Linked DNA regions of Homo sapiens: region 1 is linked to region 2. A link is a loop called in an ENCODE intact Hi-C map of the cell type or tissue named here. Cell type or tissue: B cell. All regions are shown on one strand. Links, peaks and the distances in the headings refer to the core of each region. The heading gives the core; the rest is flanking DNA. Region 1 overlaps RYBP (RING1 and YY1 binding protein). Region 2 overlaps LOC105377159 (a long non-coding RNA gene).

The links. A loop is a pair of places that touch in the nucleus more often than their neighbours do. Peaks named below come from ENCODE experiments on the same cell type or tissue, not always from the same donor. Only the 100,000 strongest peaks of a DNase experiment are listed, where the experiment ranks them.
Region 1: a loop joins it to region 2, with 2.4 times the contacts of the local background. A loop is called at or near these places in 3 of 110 quality-filtered maps.

Annotation. Positions count from the first base shown.
Region 1 is chr3:72,376,287-72,379,201 of GRCh38, reverse strand. RYBP (RING1 and YY1 binding protein) reads left to right here. Exons shown (of 4, transcript NM_012234.7): 3 at 64-162; 4 at 565-2,915. The coding sequence ends at 817. Among named protein-coding and RNA genes, the nearest start is that of RYBP, 69 kb to the left of the region's middle. In B cell, for the core only: no CTCF peak of the experiment used is centred there; no DNase peak of the experiment used is centred there.
Region 2 is chr3:72,309,462-72,312,376 of GRCh38, reverse strand. LOC105377159 (a long non-coding RNA gene) reads left to right here. Exons shown (of 3, transcript XR_940960.2): 3 at 1-25. Among named protein-coding and RNA genes, the nearest start is that of RYBP, 140 kb to the left of the region's middle. RefSeq lists enhancers at 1,362-1,541, 1,722-2,031. In B cell, for the core only: no CTCF peak of the experiment used is centred there; DNase peaks (open chromatin) are centred at 1,646 and 2,516; H3K4me3 peaks cover 1,277 bases; H3K27ac peaks cover 1,975 bases.

The sequences.
Region 1 (2,915 bases), core at 185-2,684, 67 kb before region 2:
AAGATATCTTCTAAATGCCTGTTTTTTTTGTTTGTTTGTTTGTTTTGTATCTCCCTCATTTAGACCAAAGTCTGACATTCTGAAAGATCCTCCTAGTGAAGCAAACAGCATACAGTCTGCAAATGCTACAACAAAGACCAGCGAAACAAATCACACCTCAAGGTACTTGGAAACTAGAATGACATACTAAATCACTGCTCTGATTTACTTAATCGTAATCATGAATCCAGGGTGGTTTTGTGCCTTGGGTTTGTAGGCTAAGAAGGTGAAGAGCTAAGTATGGGTGGGGCTGGTGACTTTTTCTCTTTTTTAAATACTGTGGCCAGAACAGGAAACAGATAATAGTAATTTTACATTGGTCCCAAGCTTTGCTATCCGTGCTTGTTGGATTATTGCTAAAACTGAGTAGCACACTCTGTAGTCGGCTTTGGCATGTGTGGTAGGCAGTTCGGATTCATTGCCACAGTGTCATGAAGTCTTGTGCGTATTGATGATATTCTGCCAGAAGCTGTTTTTGATCCATAACTTACTTAATTGGCTCTTCCCCTGTGGTGTTGCTTCTAGGCCCCGGCTGAAAAACGTGGACAGGAGCACTGCACAGCAGTTGGCAGTAACTGTGGGCAACGTCACCGTCATTATCACAGACTTTAAGGAAAAGACTCGCTCCTCATCGACATCCTCATCCACAGTGACCTCCAGTGCAGGGTCAGAACAGCAGAACCAGAGCAGCTCGGGGTCAGAGAGCACAGACAAGGGCTCCTCCCGTTCCTCCACGCCAAAGGGCGACATGTCAGCAGTCAATGATGAATCTTTCTGAAATTGCACATGGAATTGTGAAAACTATGAATCAGGGTATGAAATTCAAAACCTCCACCTGCCCATGCTGCTTGCATCCCTGGAGAATCTTCTGTGGACATCGACCTCTTAGTGATGCTGCCAGGATAATTTCTGCTTGCCATGGGCATCTGGCCACCAAGGAATTTCGCACCCTGACGATTACTCTTGACACTTTTATGTATTCCATTGTTTTATATGATTTTCCTAACAATCATTTATAATTGGATGTGCTCCTGAATCTACTTTTTATAAAAAAAAAAAAATCTGCTGTGCACAATTTTCCATGTACATTACAACTGGTTTTTTGTTTTTGTTTTGTTGCCGGTGGGGAGGGCTGGGAGGGGGAGGGAACTTTTATTTATTGTGTTCACAAACTCCATCCTTTCAGCATATCCTTTTAAGTTTAGTTCTTTCTTCCAGTTATACTATGTACTATCAGTTTTGATATAACTATATATATATAAATATAAAATTATATATAAAGGGTTATTTGAAACCAATCCATGGCAACGCTGGTGCTTGATACACTGTGAAGTGAATACAACATTGAACAGTTACAGATCTGGGACAGTCCCTTCTATGAAAGTGCTGAAATTTAATTAAAATCAGTCTTATATGAAGTATGTTCCAATCCATGTGGGAACTTGACTCTCTCATCTGTCTAAAGAGTACTGGACGATATAAAAATATATATTTTTTAAACAATGTGATCTCAAATTTAAAGACTGCTCCAGATAGCCTGCATTTGCAATGGAATAACTGACAAATCACAAGTGGTTTAGTTGGGCAGGGCTTTGATCATTCAAAAGTAACTAAAGTAGCTCCAGAATGCCAAGTATTCGTGTAAATTACGGTTACATGTTATCATTTGCTGTTCTTACATAAGCACTCATGAAAATATGGTATTCTGTAACTTGAATTCCATCCATTTTCCAGACCTCTACTCATGTCTGAGGTAAATCTAGAAATTGTCTTAGTTTTAGGATTGAAACAGTCTATAAACTGTATTTTTGGTCCATCCAGGAAGCTAGTCCCTTGTTTCTCCTTTCTACATGACATTGCAGTGGTGGTTTCTGTAATTAAAATTTGTTTGCCTCATGTCCCTTTGTCTGATAAACCTTCACTCTACCGATTCAGTTGTGAGCATTCTTTTTTTCCTTCTCAAAACCTACTATGATTTGTTTTACTGAACAAAGGTTATCAACCACACATCCAGTCCTGACATGGAGCTTTTCAGTGTTTGGAGACATTTCTCAATCCCCTGCTGTGGTAGGAACTCCAGTGGTGAACGGCTTGCGCGCCTGCAGCCAGAGTTGCAGGGAAAGCTCGTACTTACTGCGAGCAGCATGTAATCTTTTTTCTTCCTGGACATAAAGATAGCTTGAGTAAACTGTTCTATTTCATTCTCTTCACTCTTTTTACTGTCTTGCAAAAAAAAAAAAAAAAAAAATAATCAAAGACCACTAATAAGATTCCACCTCTCCTTATTAAAATAATTTTTTAAAATTTTGTTTTGCTTTTGTTTGGATGTGGGGTCTCTCTTCTATTTGACTTTTACATTTAGATACAGAGTTTGTAGTACTTCAGAGACATTTCAAGCATGAGAATTTGAGGTTACCTCTCTTTATTTGACCTTTAGGGACTCACGGGAGGGCAGCCTGATTTGTAATGAAGCACCACATTTTGGTGTTAAAAACCTGGTTTGCTTAATAATAGCAGTAATTTCTGTCTGTGGAGGCAACAAATAAAAAAATTAACAGCTTGAATTGAGTAGCCAACAGGAAAGGTTCCTTTCACATTTACATTAAAACTATTCTGTAGTCACTAATGTACCATAATTTAAATTCTTTTCTCAAAGGTATAGATTATAAAGCAGTGCCATTTGTTGCTGTGGTCCTATTCTCAAATGCATGGACAATGTTCCCCCCTTTTTAAAATAATGCTTGTGTCTGGGATGCAAGCTTTGCTTATCTTTTTAAATACATTTTTAAAGTATTTATTAATGAACCAAAGGAAATCAGATGCTTTCTATAAGCATCAGAATATATAATACATAGTGATTTGACTATGAATTTTAA
Region 2 (2,915 bases), core at 156-2,655:
TGGCTGGGAGCCTTCCCAAGGTGGGTGAGGACATTTCCAAAATATTTTTTATGCTAATTAACGGAGGTATTAAAACGTACTGGCTAAATAATGCTGCCATTGAAAGAAGCAAAGGATGGAAGCACGTCTAACTTCCCTGTAAGTAGGCTTTCTTGTTGAACATTAAAACTCCCACAAATTCCCCTGTGGCTTCATCATAGACTCTGTGGTGACCACTACCTATGGACCACTGTTATGAGACCACTGTCTCATAAAGTGACTTTCTAAAGGCCTCAGATGGTCATCTTCAGAGCGTGGAGGAACAGGGGCCTGGGGCTGAGAAAACTTGATTGGTTTCAGCCTCAAGAAATCAGTACCAGCCCAGGTAATGTTGGGCTTTGGGTCTCTCCCTGTGCCTCCTTTGATAGTTTGGTGTCTTGAGGCACAAGGCAAGGGGACCTCTCCTTCCTCCAGCATCTTGTCACCTAAGAGATTATTTTCCTTTGGTGACACATTCCCACAGTCATAGGTCAATTTTTTTTTGTGAAACAAATCAGCAAAAAAAATCATCATGGGTCTTGCCATAAATCCTCAAGAGCATGTAGTGGGGTGGCGGGTGACTCTGAAAGTATGAAGGCATGAGGTTTTTATTCCTGGTGTTTCTCTCTACCCTCGTCCCCTCCTCCATTCTGGCTGCTGTGTGCATTTTGTTCTCATTGCCTCGGGAGAGGCAGCAACTCGGAGAGAAGAGAATGTCAGCTCTTGGCCTTGGAGTTGCAAAATCTTAGGCCTGCGGGGAGGAGAAGGACTGATGGGCATCAGTGACGGAAGTGGGGAGGAGAGCTGGGAACAAGATGAATTTCTGGGCCTGGAGATGGCAAGGTTTCTTCTGGGTGGGGAAGGAAGAGAGATGGAGGGGACACAATAAAGGAGAGAGGTCCTGCGGCCATGTGGGCTGGAGGAAACTCAGTTTCCAGGTACTGCCCAGCCCCTCCTGGAGAGGGGACTTGGGTCACCCACCAACAATGCCCAAGGGCTCTCAGTCAGCACCTCCACACCCTCCAGCTTATTACTGCGTTACCATACAGCATCAACACATGGGAGTTGCAAAGGTGGTCCTTTCTGTGGACAGCTGGTGGGACCTCCTAGCTCAGAGGGGAACCTCCAGCCATGTCCCGAGTGCTTGTCTGGCACCTTCGACTTCTCCCTCATGGATGTTCCTGTTTCAGCATCGCAGGCCATCTGCAAACTGTGGAGATGGGGTGGGGGCCTGGACACCTGCTGGGGTAGCAGTGATAGAAAGGACAAGAGGACAGGGTCCCTCAGCACTTCTACCTCCTTGAACCTGCCAGAGTCCACCTGCGGAGGTGGGGCGATGGTGAGCCGCAGCCCCCAGGAGCCCTTTAACTACAGAAGCTCATGGCGTGCAGAGGGAGGCAAAAGATGGGCCATGGAGTCACGCGAATCTGAGGACTGGCTCCAACTCCACCTTTGTCTCCCTCTTCGGAAAGCTGAACAGGGTGCAACGTGAGAAGGCGATCTTCCTTCCTGCCTTGCAGGCACTCTGGGGACGCTGCTTGTTTGCTCTGCTCTGCCAACTCTCCCCTGGGGACTCTCCTCCCCAGCCAGGCTGCCCTGGAGGGTGGAGTCTCCCCGCTGTCCTCCTGCTCCACCCCTCAGTCCACAGACCTTTTCATTTAAAGAGTTCATTGCTACAGGAAACAGATGGTAGTCACAAAAATAATAAACAGAGAGAATTTCAAAGGTTCCGGAAGCTCAGAGTCATGGTCTCAGGCCCGTCGTTAAAGACTTCCTTCTGAGATGGGGCCTGAGAATGACTGCAAACACTGTTGTTTCAGCCACTGGGATGGCCGGGCAGGGAACTGCAGTGCTGAGAGCTGTCAGCCCCTGGACTAGTGTGTAACCCTCACAGTCGTCTTGCAATGGGAGGGTGTCATGACCCCCACTTTACAGATGTAAAAACTGAGTTCAGAGAGCAGGATTGGCTGCATGATTTAGGACATTCAGTGTAAAATAAAAATGTGGGGTCTTTGGTTTAAAAATTAAGAACTTCAAGACTGAAACCACAGCAGACTGTTAAACCAAGTGAGGTGTCCTTCTGATCACAGGCCCTGAGTGACTGCCTGGGACACAGGCTTGTGAAGTCAGCCCTGTCAGAGATTAGGTAACTAGCCCAAGGACACCAGCTAGTGAGAGGCAACCGCGGCTTCCATGCAACGTCTAGGACAGCCTTCAATTGAATTTTGCTATCTTCCTGGTCTTTACCTGTGGACACCCCCATCCCTCCCTCCCACCCGCCATGGCTTGGCTGTCGGCATTATTTTTATAACTTAAAAAGAATCGTTAAAAAGTAAAGCATGACTTTAAGACGCCAACACTACACAAATCCTGATGTTGCTCCCAGAAGCCCTTTGGCTTTTGCTAAAACGGAGGCGGAAGAGGTGATTGGGCATTGCCCCACCTCCTCCTCCATTCAATTAACTTGACAAGGAAACATTTTTGAGACAGATGATTCTCATTTTTAATGCAGTTTGAAAGTCCCTAGGGGCAGGAAGACACTCGGGCTTGCCTACTTCAGGAAGTGGTGTCTTCCCTCCAATTTATACGGACTTTATTTTAAGAGACCTCAGCTGGCTCAGTCCACATTGATAAGCTTCCCCAATGGGATATGCATAATATAGGGCTTACAGTACACATTCAACACAATATCTTAATACATGTTTATACGAATATATATTTGTATTTTATGCTATTATCACAGTGGTTCTTAGAGGAGAGAATGACTTTACCCCTTAGGGGAACATTTAGCAATGTCTGGAAGACATTTCTGCTGTCACAGCTAAGAAGCAGCTGCTATTGGCTTCTAGTGGGTGGGGTTTGGGGGTGCTGCTAGACATCCTACCATGCACAGGGCA